Regions from separate parts of the Mus musculus genome. Here all the other regions are linked to region 1. The links are chromatin loops, found by intact Hi-C in ENCODE. Cell type or tissue: left cerebral cortex. All regions are shown on one strand.

The links. A loop is a pair of places that touch in the nucleus more often than their neighbours do. Peaks named below come from ENCODE experiments on the same cell type or tissue, not always from the same donor. Only the 100,000 strongest peaks of a DNase experiment are listed, where the experiment ranks them.
Region 2: a loop joins it to region 1, with 9 times the contacts of the local background. A loop is called at or near these places in 2 of 42 quality-filtered maps.
Region 3: it touches region 1 in a loop (7-fold over the local background); 2 of 42 quality-filtered maps call a loop at or near these places.

What each region holds. Positions count from the first base shown.
Region 1 is chr16:7,925,949-7,930,948 of GRCm38, reverse strand. No RefSeq gene overlaps it. Among named protein-coding and RNA genes, the nearest start is that of Gm29854, 160 kb to the right of the region's middle. In left cerebral cortex, no CTCF peak of the experiment used is centred here; DNase peaks (open chromatin) are centred at 1,656, 2,354 and 2,740.
Region 2 is chr16:6,501,369-6,506,368 of GRCm38, reverse strand. It overlaps a transcript of Rbfox1 not described here. Among named protein-coding and RNA genes, the nearest start is that of Gm36824, 400 kb to the right of the region's middle. In left cerebral cortex, CTCF peaks have their summits at 2,609 (motif pointing left) and 3,933; DNase peaks (open chromatin) are centred at 2,586 and 3,938.
Region 3 is chr16:8,006,473-8,011,472 of GRCm38, reverse strand. No RefSeq gene overlaps it. Among named protein-coding and RNA genes, the nearest start is that of Gm29854, 240 kb to the right of the region's middle. In left cerebral cortex, no CTCF peak of the experiment used is centred here; a DNase peak (open chromatin) is centred at 2,316; H3K27ac peaks cover 2,703 bases.

The DNA.
Region 1 (5,000 bases):
AGGTTTGATGCTAATTTCTGGACTTCTCAAATGCATACACATGCACATGGCTCTGCGCTCCCCATCATGTGCACACACACACAAAAGCATGTACATCCAATGTACGAACACATACATTTTAAATCAGTGTGTCTGTTTCCCAAGGAAAAAGCACATATGTATATGAATGCCACATATTGTGAAACATTCTAGAGTCTTAGACTTGTAGGTGTCTGTGGATCTTCCTACATAGTTTGCAAAGGGCTCACACCTCATGTAAAACTATTAAGAGTTGAAGAGTCAGTCATAACTGTTCAAATAACATTCAATGACCTGAATGTCTGTTCGCTATTTTCATTCAAAATGGCAGACTGGATTGCACTAAGCGCTTAAGTGAGTTAGCACATTTATGAAAGACCCCCTCCCCCCCCATTTGAATGTCCTGGTTAAAGAGAAAGACAAAGCCGGGCAGTGGTGACGCACACCTTTAATCTCAGCACTTGGGAGGCAGAGGCAGGCAGATTTCTGAGTTCGAGGCCAGCCTGGTCTACAGAGTGAGTTCCAGGACAGCCAGGACTCCAGGACTACACAGAGAAACCCTGTCTCAAAAAACCAAAAAAAAAAAAAAAAAAAAAAAAAGAAAGAAAGAAAGACAATGCACATGTTAAAGAACTAAGTTACAACAAGCTATATTATGAAGAAATGTGGGAACATTGGCTTGTGACATTTTTATAGTGTCTTCTAGGTCCTAATCAGCTCTAGGGAGTTGCTGTTCAAAGCTCTCAGCAGGTCTGTTTGGGGCGTATTGTTTCTATGTGTCTAATGATACTGCCCATTCTTACAGTGTATGAGTTTTACAGTTTGATCGCTTCTGAGATGAATTTACCTTCATCTCCACAATCCACTATGTTTGGAGCAGACTATTTGCCTGCTCACTGGCTGACAGGTTTCTCTCCCTTTGCCTTGATATCTCTTCTGTTAGGCAAACCATTTGAGAAGGAGCCCTCAGGTCCCTGTGACGGGATCATCCATGTGGAAAGCTGTAAAAATAAGGCTTCGATCTCGCACAGAGGATCTCAGATGTCTGGGTTGAGTAACAATCACCGCTGCATACCTACCACGACAGGTACCCTCTATTACCTGCACAGGTTCAGAGTCAGTACTTGGTAGGGAACATACTATATTGTATTAAGTCAATGAGACGAAAGAACGAATCAGATTGAAGGAGAAACTGCTCACGGTTCTGAAGGCCTCAGTCCGAGGTCCCTAGTTTCTGGGTCTGTAGAAATGTGGAAAGTTCATGGTGCAGAGAATGGAGGGCTGAGAAACTGCTCACCTCATGGAAGCCAGTTATCCTAGAGAGGACGAGACAGGGATGAATACACATCCTTCAAGGACCCATGACCTTGAACTAGATCCCACCTTCTAACAGCCGACATGGTCTTAAAGTCATTAGCCCACAGGAGCTAATTGACTCTCAGCAGCACAGAAATACCAACAGGGAATATCCAGGAATCCGTGTGTTTGACAAATAGTGCCACATAATTCCAGCATAGATGGTGAGAAGCTCCCAAGCTTGCATTCATCAGTCATGGTGGAACTGTGGATTGCTTTATCTCGACAGATGGCCAAGAGAACCATCCCCAGAGTCGTTCCACACAAGTAGTTCTGTGCAGAATCTGTCTGGGAAATTTACCACCCAGGAGGTGCCGTGCATTCTGGTGTAGACATGGATTTAGGGGATGGGTAAATATGGTAAAAGAAGCTGCCACAGCCACAAAATTGTACTGATAGTTTGAGCTTAGCACTTCAGCTTTTTGTGAATCTACTTTCTGACATATAAATGTGTATGTATTTTGGGGGGTGCGAGTGGTTTAGGAACTCAGCTAGAGAGGGGGAGAGAGAGACAGAGACAGAGATCTGTGTCTTATAAATAACACTCAATTTGTGGTTAATATCCCTTTAGCCAGGCTATGGCAATGCTTGCCTTTAATCCCAGCCCTTGGGAGGCAAAGGCAAGCAGGTCTCTGTTCGTGGGCAGCCTGGCCAAGGCTGCACATAGAAACCCTGTCTTGAAAAACCAAAACCAACAAATAAATAAATAAATAAATAAATAAATAAATAAATAAATAAATAAATAAATAAAAGCAAGCCCTAAGTTGCTGCAGGGCCTTAGTAAAACCAGCTCTGAACAGGGACGTCTTGTTGCTTCCCTCCCCTCCCCCTCTGCTTTCTGCTTCTCCCTCCTGGCTTTCTGTTTCTCTTTAAGTGGTAAAGCTGGTTTCAGATGAGCAGTTCTCTTCCTTATATTTTAAATACTGTAGGAAGTCAGGTTTTTGACAGCTCTCATCTGCACAATTGTAATGCCAAGGAAAGGAATGGGGGCGGCGGGCGCAGACACACTCTGCCTGCACGGAGGTGTGCAAAGTGGCTGATCAGCTAGATATTTTTAAAGTTTCATAGGTGTGAGGCAGCCTGCGTTAATGAGAGTTTTAGGGGATTTCTCAAATCTAAAGTGAAGGGTGCCAAGAGTGGAGCATGACCTTGGGGCTTTCCTGTACATGTTAACTATTATTACAAAGGACTCTTTGGAAACCCTTGAAGGAAACTTCAGCAAGAGGAGACGGGGAGGGACAGGTGAGACAGCCCACGCTTGGACTGCAGAGCTAATGATGGCTGCTATAAATAGATGTGTTCGAAGGACTAGGGCAGAATACCATGGGTAGTCTGTTAAGAGCGAGACTCGGAGCCTCTGGAGCAAGAAATGCGGGGCTAGGATCCACACTGCAGTGTTTTATTTGGAAGAAAAATGAAAGACAACTTTGCCTCTGGTCACCAAAGCATAAGACTGATGGGGTTCCCAGCCGAGGCTGGCTTTTTCAGGAAATTTGTCTTGGGTTAGGATGGTTTAGGGGTCAAGCTCATAAGGAGTGGATGGGCTTGGGAAAGGTAAAGCAGGCAGTGAACCCCTTATACGCGGACCCACCCACTTGGCAGTCTGCCCAAGCCGCTTTGCTCTCCCTTCAAAGGCACGTGGTTCCCTTTTGCGGGTGGTGCAGCTGATAACCTCTAAGAGGCTGAAGACATTCCCAAGCTCGTGCAGATGCAGCTAACACCAGGATTTGGGCTACAGACTCCCATCTAGTGTTCTGGGTGGGGTGGCCGGTGGTGGTGGTGGTGGGTGGTGAATACTGCTGATAGTGGTTGTATTTGTTAATTTTCATATTGACATGTTAAAAAGAAACTAACAAGAAACAGCACAAGGGAGGAGGAGTTTACTTTGGTTTACAATTCTGGGAAATACAGTCTCTCATATTGAGAAAGCCGGGGAAGCAAAGACTGGAGCAGCTGCTCACACTACACACACACACACACACACACACACACACACACACACACAACCCGTTCATAGTCAGAAAGCATGGAGAGAGAAATGCTGGTTCTCAGCTTAGTTTTTCCGCCTTTTCATTAAGTCCCAGAACCTCAGCCCATGTAAGGTGTTTCTTCTCAAATAAATTTTGCCTGTTCTAGAAACCCCCGAAAGCCTTCTTTTCCATGTAATTTTAGATGCTGTCAGATTGACAATTAATATTAACCATCACAGTGGCTATTATGAAGAGAATAATGTCCTTAGAATGAAGAGTATTAAAAGGCCAACTGCAGTCTTCAGTTGAGTACAGAGAATCCAAATACAAACAGGCCTGTTGTGCATTGTAATAAAAAATCTAGGCATCAGGTGCGGGACAGGGCTCACTGGGTTTGTGTTACAGACTTTGTTTCTTTAGTCATAGAGTCCGGCTGGAGGAAAGCAAGTGGCCATGGCAGAGTTCAAGTTCACTGGGAGAGTCTAATTTCATGTGCAGAAACTGAGGCAGGAAATGAGATATAAGTGAGCCTGGAATTATGTCTCATGGTGACTGTCACTTACAGAAGCCAACACTTGGAGACAGTAATCAGATCTTAACAGTGTGCCTTATTCAGTGTTGACAATCAGGAAAGACAACAGACTAATCATCTTGGGAACTCTGCCTTGATTCTCATGCCAAGAAAGCACATTTTATAGATATTAGTGAGGTGGAGACAAAAGCAGTCTGCCTTTTGGGTTTAGCCTTGTCTTCTAAGTCTGGCTCTCTCTTGCTTCCCTCCCTTGCACGGTTCTCTTGCTCTGTTGGTGTCTTGGCCCAGGTACACCGTAAAACATTCTGTTTGCTTCATTTCTGCCACTGTCAACTATGGACTTCTCCAGGGGAATCTGGGCTGGGAGGGGTTAGCTCACAGCAAACCAACCATGAACAGTGTGTGCTCACTAAGCTGTTGATAAAAAGGTGCGTGCAGATCCCACTTTTATTATACAAAGCACAACTGTGTCTTAATATGGCTGCCTGGCCTGGTGCTGTGGGTCGGTGGGAGAGAGTGCCTGACAGAAGTTGTAACTGCATTATGAGGAGATGCAGCTGGCTCAGGAACTGGCATTTTTCTGGAGTGAAGACCTGTGGGGCTTAAAGGATTTTATGCCTTTCTGGGCCCTGGTTTAATCACCTTCTCATCCTCTCAGTACTTAACACCGTGCACTCCCTCTGTTTCTGTCTCATGGTTGATTCTCCTCACTACTATGTATGTGGATGACCTGGAGGCTAACAATCTATGTTTAAAGACTCCTTCAACAGCATAGAGTCAACCTTGTGTGAGCCCATACATATTCCTACAGAGTTTTGTCTTCTGCAGACATCCTAAAAATTCTTCCTTAAGTACTTTGCAGGGGACTATGGCAAAAGACACAACCAATTCTCTTCCTGACAAAGCCACCTAGGACACAGCCCAATGTGGTGACTCTCTGACTTGAAATATCTTTAAAGTTGCAAACTCAATCTTAAAAAAGACACGTGCATTATGTATTCTGCTCTATTATATATTCAAGTTGGCTTTAGTGTGAAATAATGCTGCCCTCTCAAAATCAAAAGATGCTTCCTCCCATAATTCATATACCTCTTGGTATACTGTGTACCCTAGTTTAAAAGTCC
Region 2 (5,000 bases), 1.4 Mb after region 1:
TTATTAAATATTTTTCTTTATTTACATTTCAAATGTTATCCCCTTTCCCAGTTTCCCCTCCGAAAATCCCTCCCCCTCCCCATTCCCCTTGCTCCCCAACCCACTCACTCCCATTCCTGGTCCTGGCATTCTCCTATACTGGGGCATAGAGCCTTCACCAGACCTAGGGCCTCTCCTCCCATTGATGAGTGACTAGGCCATCCTCTGCTACAAATATAGCTAGAGCCACAAGTTCCACCTTGTATTTTCTTTGATTGGTGGTATAATTCCAAGGAACTCCTAGGGTACTGGTTAGTTCATATCGTTGTTCCTTCTATGGGGCTTCAGTCCCCTTCAGCTCCCTGCGTATTTCTCTGGCTCCTTCACTGGGGACCTTGTGCTCCGTCCAATGGATGACTGTGAGCATCCACTTCTGTATTTGCCAGGCAATGGCACAGCCTCACAGCAGACAGCTGAAGTAATGACCATCCAGAGACTGCTCCACTTGGCGATCTACCCCATAAACAACCACCAAACCCAGACACTACGCCGATGCCAACAAGAGCCTGCTGACAGGAGCCTGACATTTCAAAATCCCAACCAAGTTAACTAGAGCTTGCTTTCTCACTCTCTCACTTTCTTGCTATCACTCTCTCTGCCTTGTGGATCAGATGTAAGCTCTTAGCTGGTGCTCCAGTGCCGTGTCTGCCCTTTTGCTTACATTCTACTCACCATGATGATCATGGACTCTACTGCCCTGTAAAACTGTGAGCCTCAAATCAAACGTTTTATTTTATACATTACCTTGCTAAAGCAGTAGAAAGTAGCCAAGCCAACAGCTGGCCTGGAAGTCACTTTGTAGCCCAAGTTGGCCTTGCACTTCCATCTCTCTGTGTGAATTATCCAGGTGTTCCGGTTAGGAGCCTTGTGTCCTTATGTCTGCCTTAAAATAGTGACTCTTGAATAGTGAGACAACATACATACATTGGTCTCTTATGTTTCAGTATGTTTGACATGTTCTGGTATGAACAAGGATGGCTTTTATTTCATGAGAAAATATCTGGGATTCATTTACTGTAAGAGTGATTTAAAAAATTAAAAAGAAAGAAGAAAAAGAAAGAAAGTTCATGCCTTTAGTTCACTTACTCAAAATACTCTTTGGACTTTCTTTCATCCCTTCCATCCTTGTCCATGACTTCCCAGTAGAACTCGGGCTCTGATCCAACCCATACGTGGCACCAACCAGCAGTGTTTGGGTTTTGTGTCTGGTTTACATCTCCTGGTCTATAATGCCCTGATTTATCCATGGTACTTCAGATGATAGGACACTCTTTCATGTGTTCAAGTTTCTGTATGCATTGTCATGTTTGTGCATTCCTGTGGAGGTCAAAGGGCAACCTCAGGTGTCATCCCCAGGGCCATCTTTGAGCAGTGGCTGTCACTAGCCTAGAGTTCATCTTGTAGAATATATTGCCTGGCCAGTGAGACTCAGAGATCCCTGGAGTTACAAGTGTACACTACCACACTCAGCATGGTTGGGCGTGAGTTTAGTATGGTTGGGTGTAGCCTCAGCATGGTTGGGTGTAGCCTTCAGCATGGTTGGGTGTGACCTCAGCATGGTTGGGTGTGGCCTCAGCATGGTTGGGTGTGACCTCAGCATGGTTGGGTGTGGCCTCAGCATGGTTGGGTGTGGCCTCAGCATGGTTGGGTGTGACCTCAGCATGGTTGGGTGTGGCCTCAGCATTGATGGGGATTAAGCTCAGGTAGGTCCTTGTGCTTTCAAAGCAAGTTCTTTACAGACTGAGCCACTCCCAGTCTCCTAAATACACACTGTTTCCGACATTCACAGTTCTTCTTGGTCCAAGTGGTATTGATACTACCCTTTTGCATTCATTAATTGGAGACTACACCCAAAACATCAACACTGATCTAACGTGTGCTTAGTACATGCAGACAGCCTCGCATCTCCCCTGCATTCAGCTTCCCCTCTCAAAAGACAAAGTGAACAGCTCCAGGAGAGGTGGTCTTTTAGAAAGGCTTCTGCTTCCACAAGAGGCTTCTGCGGCCTCCATGATGCAATTATTGTGCTGTACGTCTCATGGTAATTCATTTCAGGGGGTTTGGCTATCATGTACTACTTAAGCTGGTCTTCCATTTCTTTCTCTGGGGCCCTCAATCAACTTCTAGGACCCAATAGAGAAGCCCGCCTCCAGCCTCCACAATAGCCCTTTATCTCATCCACAGAGTCAGCAGGCTTGCTTTTCAAGGACAGAGGCCATTGCAGCCCCAGAAGTAATTGATAGCTCCATGCTTCCTTCCACTGCAGCAATTTCGAAGATGGCATAGGGCTGATGATGTTTGCAGGACTAAAGTTCAGGGGGTTGGCCCAGGCCAGCAATTGATTGCCTTTTGATATTCCTTCTCCTCTGATACTTAAGCTGGGAGGAGAGAGGGGAAACCATCTGCCCTCAGTGGCTGCTTAGGCAAATTAAAATAAATAAATAAATAAATAAATAAATAAATAAACGATCTGTGAAGCCATACCTGTTTTCCTTTTAGCTAATTAAAACAGTGTCTGCAGCCAGGCAATGATTTCTTGGTTGCACACTGCCACCTACTGGCTGATTGAGCCAAGACACCAGCAGCTCACCTGCTCTATGCTAAAGATAATTAGCAAGCACATGCCCAGGTGTGTTTAGATTCAGAACCTAAAGTAAAGCTATGAAAACATTAAAACATAAGGCCATAAGGAAATTCAACTACTTCTTCACTGCACAAATTAAAAATCAGACATTTAAAGGGCCCACCACAGACTTGTAAATAATAATGACCAGCATCATCTCACATATATGTCTCCCCCTCCCTTTCCCTCTTCCTCTCCCTCTCCCCCTCCCCTCCCCCTCCCCTCCCTCTCCCCGCTCTCTGTACGTGTGTATATGTGAGTATAAGTAAATGTAAAATATCTCTAATACTACCTAACGTACATTAATTTGAGCTCCACAACATGAATTAGCTTCAAAGTAACTCACATGACACAATATGTAAAATCTTTTCCATAAGTGACACAATATAAGTATGTACATATGCATACGTGTGTGTGTGTGTGTGTGTGTGTGTGTGTGTGTGTGTGTGTGTGTGTGTGTGTGTGTGTGTGTGTGAATGGTCTGGTCTTGTGCTATCCCAGTTTACAACAGGTTATAGCTATATATCCCCTCAGCACCTTAGAATAGTTTTCTAATGACAGATTTCTGCATAACTGCAACTTAATTATCATGCTTTAAATGAACTTAATAGAAGGTTTATCCTGGTGCTCAGCATCATCACGTCACAAAGGACACTTAAAGCCTTCACAGTATTAATCCCAGCACTGTCTTTAGCTCAGCCTCTTTTGTTTCTTTTACTTTACAAAAGCATTTTCTTGGTAGCTTTTTAAAAACTCCAGGTCTGTGTGATCTTGTGTGTGTGTGTACACATGCATGTACATATGTGCACATGCACAAGGAGGCCAGAGGTCCTTGCTAGCTGTCTCTTTGTCTCTTTTCTCTAGCTTTTCAACTCACGTCTTTTAGCCAGTGTCTCTCACTTGGCCTGTCCTCCCTGAGTTGCTTAGGAGAGCTTGCCACAAAGCCCAGATTCTCTCACAACTGTTTCCCAGGGCTCAGCTTCATTCTCACATTGCTGCTCAGGATGGGACACAGACTCTCATGCTTGCAATCTGGCGTCTCAAGACAACGGGACACACTCATGGGTAGAGGTCAGGAATTCTGCCATGCATGTGTTCCCACTGGCAAGCTTAGAGATTGAAACACAGACATGAAAAATATTTCCAGTTTAATTGACATCGAATTCCCGACTTTCCCTTTCTTAGAAATGAAGCACCCTTTTCAATCATTTTGGCCTGAGGTCTAAACAGAGAGCAGTGGAGCCCTGCTCAGAAATGGCACCTCTTGTGGCCATCTTTCAGAACTGCACCCGGGAACTTAGCTCAGAACAAAAGTGTGCTAAGCTGGTCTGTCCATAGCTATAGGCGGCAGACACTCAGTGCTCTTAACTCGCCTCACAGCCACGAGGACAGAATTACAGAGAGATAATCTATGTGATTAACATAATCACGTGAACACCAAACATTTCATTTACTCGACAAAGGTGTGTTGGTGGCAAATTGGCTTTACTTCCTGAATATGGAGAGGGGAGAGAAAGGACAGGTCTTGCTCCTACACAGTGTTTGTTTCTTTTTCTGTTTGTGTTTGTTTGTTTGCATATTTAACCAAGAAAATAAGTGAAATTTGTCATTTTAATTGGTTTTCCTACTGAACATCTTCTGGAGATGGAAGACAAGCACACATGTGCACCCCCTTCTCTGTAAAACTTGCCAATGATACACTTCATCTGCTCACTACTTCTGTGATGGCTGCCTGCATCTCTGCATCTTCCGGAAGGCAGTCAAGGCAACCAGTGAGGAACTTTAACCAAGGTTGGGTTAAAGCAGAGGTTTTCTGACTCTGAAATTACTACAAAGATTTGAAATTTTCTGTAAGTTATAATAAAAGTCCCTAAGTTCCAACCAACCTAAATCGCCATCTGAATGTATATTGCAGTGTATGTGTGGGGGCTGATTGAATTCTGTCCTCACCATAAAAGTCGAGAATATTCAGACAGTTCATTCAGAAATATACAAATATTTCAATAATTATATAAATGTAGTTTTAATAGGAAGACACTTACTGAACAGTGTGTCCAGCTCACTTGCTGGTCTTTTCTACCTTTCATGGAGAAACATAACAATTTAGATTATAATGATAGGAGTTTTCATCAGATAGTGGCCGTCATGGCCTATTTCCTGGTAACTCTAACTTGCACACTGGAAAAGCAGAACGCAAATCTAAAACCCAACATGTATAGTTACTGTAAATGAGAACCTACCACCTCATCCATGAAGAGGTCAAAGAAGATGAAGAGACGAAGGGGAAGAGTTGCCATAGTTACAGTCTCATCAGTCCCTGAGGACACGGGAAATTCCA
Region 3 (5,000 bases), 81 kb before region 1:
GGGAGAGAATAATCTCTGGGAAGTAGAGGGAGAGAGGGATCTGGGATGGAGAGAGGAAGGGGAGGGAAAAGGGGGGGGGCAGTTCAGATATGGGAGGAGATGGAGGATAAGTACAGAGAGTCTGGAATTTGAAAGTAAGTATGTATCAGTGGGAGGCCACTGGAGGAACTGGGGATGGCCACTGGAAACTCCCAGATGCCAAGGACCCAAGAGGTTTCTAGGACCCAACAGGGAGGACTTCAGCCAAAACACCCAGCAAAGGAGAGACAGAACCTGTAGAGACCATATCTAGTGGATAAGTATGGCCCCTAGTTGAGGGATGGGGCCACCCACCCATCTCAAAATATTAATCCAGAATTCCTCCTGTCAAAATAAAGTGCAGGGACAAAGAGAGGAGCAGAAACTGAAGGAAAGGCCATCCATAGACTAACCCCACCTATGGATCCATCCCATCTGCTGACATCAAACCCAGACACTATTGCTGATACCAAGAAGTGCTTATTGATAGGAGCCCCTTATTGATAGCTGTCCCCCGAGAGGCTCTGCCAGAGCTGGACCAATACAGATGCAGATGTTCACAGCCAAACATTGGACTGAGCACAGGGACCTCAATGGAGAAGTTAAGGCAAGAACTGTAGGAGTGGAAAGGGTTTGCAACCTCATAGGAAGAATAACAATATCAACCAACCAGACCCCCCAAAGCTCCCAGGGACTAAACCACCAACCAAAGGGTACACAGGTGGTACCCATGGCTCCAGCTGGTTATGTAGTAGAGGATTGCCTTATCTGGCATCACTGGAAGGGAGCCCCTTGGTTCTGTGGAGGCTTGATGACTCAAGGTAGGGGAACACTAGGCTGCTGAGGCAGGAGTGGTTGGGTGGGTGGGCAAACATTCTCATAGAGGCAGTGGGGATAGGAGGCTTGTGGAGGGGCACCTGGGAAGGGGGATAACATTTGAAATGTAAATAAATAAAATAACCAATAAAAATCATGAATTTGTGAGGAACATCTCTTATTATGTTCTTGGATATTGCTATTTTAAAAAAAATTATTTTTTTACACTCCATATTTTATCCCCCCTCCTCCTCCACCCTCCAACTGTTTCACATCCCATAGCTCCTCCCCAAGCCCCTGTCTCCAGTGGATGTCCTCACCCCTCACCCCACCTGACCTCTAAACTCCCTGGAGCTTCCAGTCTCATGAGGGTTGGGTGCATTTTCTCTTATGAACACAGACCTGGCATTTCTCTACTATATGTGTGTTAGGGTCCTCATATCAGCTGGTGTACACTGCCTGTTTGGTGGTCCAGTGTTCGAAAGATCTTGGTGGTCCACATTAATTAAGACTGCTGGTTCTCCTACACGGTCGCATTTCTCCTCAGACTCTTTCAGCCTTCCCTACTTCAACAACAGGGGTCAGCTGCAGGAGGGACCTTAGATACAATGCCTGATGGTAGGCAGAGGGAGCTTGTAGAGCCCATCTCCAGCAGGAAGACAGGGCATAAAATGAGTAAGAGGGGGGCCATCCCACAGTCACAACTCTGACCCATAAGTATTCCTGTCTGAAAGAATTACAGGGATGGAAATGGAGAGGAGCCTGAAGAAAAGAAGGTCCAGTAACAGGTCCAAAGTGGGATCCAGCTCAAGGAGAGATCCCAAGGCCTGACACTAAAACTGAGGCCATGGAGTGCTCACAAAAAGGGACCTAGCTTGATTACCCTCTGAAAGACTCAAGAAGCAGCTGAAAGAGTCAGATGCAGATATATGCATCCAACAAATGGATATTGTTCTTAATAAATATTAAATAAAATACCCAGGAAAAAATAAGTAAAGCCATGTCTGTCTTGTGCAACTTGCTCTGTATTCTGTGTGCTTGGAACCCCTTCTGTTAGAAAGCAAGCGGTAAGTAATTGTTCAAATAATGAGCTCTAGAATGGACAGTTAGGATGAATTGTTTCACAGTAGGCAGTGTTATGCTAAACTCTCATTTGTTTATTTTGAAGCAGGGTCTATGTAGCTCAGTCTGGCCTTTGAAGATCTTCCTGCATTCATCTACCTAGTGCTGGGATTATAGGTATGCAGCATCACACTGGACATGGAATGCTTTACACATGCAATCTCCTATATACCAGCACCATTATATAGATTTTGTGGTGAAGAGATTGTTATGTAGGAGGTGAAGTAGCATGAGGAAGTTATGTATCTAAGCAGAAGCAAGATTTGAATGTTTTGATAGGTCTCCAAGTCTGGACTCTTAACCATTATTTGTGACACCCCCTCTTCAACGATGACAGGGAACCACCCACAGGCTTTGGGCTTGCATAACGGGAGTATTGCATAACCCTCTTGTAAGCAGTGTGAGCTGCCCAAACAGGTTTCCGAAAAAAGAAATCCTTTTCACTCTCCATAGCTTTTCTGGACTTGGCATTCTTTAATCTTCACATGAGACTTGCTCTCTGATGAAAACACTGGACACAGCAAGGATAAGCAATTTGCTCAGGGTCTCTCATTCAGCCACTGATGTGGAAACACAGAGCCTGCTGATGTTTGAACAATCAGAAGAACAATCACATGGGGTCAACTCAGCCACCTCCTCCTCCTCCGGTTGTGGACTGGTCTTTGGAGATAGCTAAGGAAGGGCCTGAAGCTGTGGATAAAGCTCTGGGCCTGGAGTCAAGAAGTCTGTGCTCTAGAGTAGGCATGTTCTGAGAACCTGAATATGTGGCTTCTATTTGCTGAGCTCCTACTTTTGCATGTGAACAACATGACATGACAGGTTGCAAGCTTTCTACAAACCTCAATGGGACAGCGCCTTTCAAATTTACCATTAGATATCCTAGCAACTCTTTTCTGTCTTACCTTTATATTCTATGTATCTACAGGTTGTGGCATTCAACACTTATGGAATAAATGGGTCGATGTGAATGAGTGAGCCAGTCAGCATTTCCTGGTCCCTGCCCTTTGCTTAGTGAACATCAGTGACCTTGTAGCATGCTGAACACTTTAACTGAAGTAAATGCACCGGGACTTGGGAGCTCTGAGAAGGCACAGGTCCCCTTGTCTTTAGGCTGGATAGGAATATAGAGAGAGTCCTTTTCAAACACGGTGATTTCTACCTACTGACACCTAAGGATGGGTAGAAGCAAACAGGGAAAAATGCAGAGTAATCTACTTTGTGGAGAAAAAGTTAGAAAGTTTGCTTGCTTGTTCTAGAGAGGAAGTAAGGATAATTCAGCGTAGCTAAGTTTAAACTTCGGGAAGGCAGAAGAAAGCAGAGGTCAGAGTGGAAATGAAGACTGGGGTGCTGGAAAGACAAGGAACATAGCAATGCTAAAGGGCTGGAGCTTTCTGGGTTCTCTGTGTGAAGTTCTTTGGGAGAGGCAGTGTGGAAACAGGAAGGCTTATCTGGATGCTCTTGGTGTGGTCTAGAGAAACATACTGTGGTATAATCAGTAGGAAGAAGGGGCAATGGAAACCGAGTACAAGAGGCAGGGTAGGAACCTCTTGGGCTCACTTGCTCACGCCGAGGGGCAGTGTGATGGTTAACTCTGGTTGAAAGCTTCAGTGGCTTGTGATGTGCTTAGGATACCAGTAAATTCCACAGCTCTGTGTGTGGTGATGATACTCCCATAGACAGTCAGGTCCTGAAGGTTCTGGCCTAACCACTGGATGTGCTGTGACTTTTGCTAGGGAGAGATGAACACCTAGAGTAACAGTGACAGAAGAAAAATATTTCTGTATAAGTGTAGCTTGGCAGATCAGTGTCTTTACTGGAGCTACCTGCAGAGGTACAGGTAACTCAAGGACACTCACTAGGTTTCGGTTAGATTCACCCCTATTGCCCCATTTTGTCTTCATCCACCATGTCCAAGCTCCCCTTTCCCAAACAGGTCTCTCTGCTATTACCCCCATCTCTCTAACCCATTGACTAAGTCAAATTTCCTTGTGTGAGCATGGATGTGGGATTATTTCCTGGAGCAGGGATAATTTAAGAGTAGTTACATCCCACATTACTGAATAAAAATGACTCATCTTAGTCATTAAGGGCAAATAACTTCACCAAGGGACAGGGGCTTATGGTGCCTTCTACCTAGGAAGGCATGCTGATGGGCCCCATATTGTTCAGGTCATCAAAGTTTCTGTCAGGTCTTGAGTGTAGTAGGTAGGCAAGTCCAGTCCAACAGACAGCTTTCCACATCATTGCCTCTCACTCTTTTCCACCCACAGTCTTTCTATCTCTCTCCTGTGATGTTCCCGTGGCTTTGGAGTAGGGGACACAGCTGTCCCATTTAGTACACAACAGAGACTTTTTCTCAGAACATTCTCTCTTGAGGCAGAAATCAAACAATAACCCCCCCCCCCCAACACATTCCTGCCACCTTAATGCTCCGAGCAAATGCAGGGCCCAACAACCATGGGTCACGTCCTCTAAAGCTGGAAGTCAAAACAAACTCTCTCTCCTTTATGTTGCTTCTTGTATGTGTTTGCCACAGTAAAACAAAGTAACTAATGCAGGAAGATAGAAGATACGTGAGCCAGGGAACATGGCCCGATTCCCAGCTCTTGGTAGGCAGTCATCCTGTCTTCAACAGTGGGGAAAAGAGCACCTGGAGGAGGTGAGTGGCTTCTGACTACCCTGAGGCTCATCTTCCTCCCAGTGTATGTGGCAACATGGTTTCCACCTGCTGTCAACAGAGCCTTATCTGTGCTGTCATCTCAGGCTCCAGTGTCTCACTTGTCTGCATAGTACTCAAAACGCAGCTCAGCACATTAGTGACACCTATCAGCCTGACAAACCAGCCTGGCAATCTCACCTTTTCCTTTCTTTCCTGAGACAAAGAATTAAATATCCTTTCTGTCGTTTAAGAGGAAGTCTTTCTGTATCCTGTTTTGTAGCTGAGGAAACCAAGACCTAAATTGTTTATAGATGTTGCTCAGGGTACTAGAGTTAAAACACAGCAGGAAAATGGGGAGATAGATGTTACCTTTGGTACAGGCATG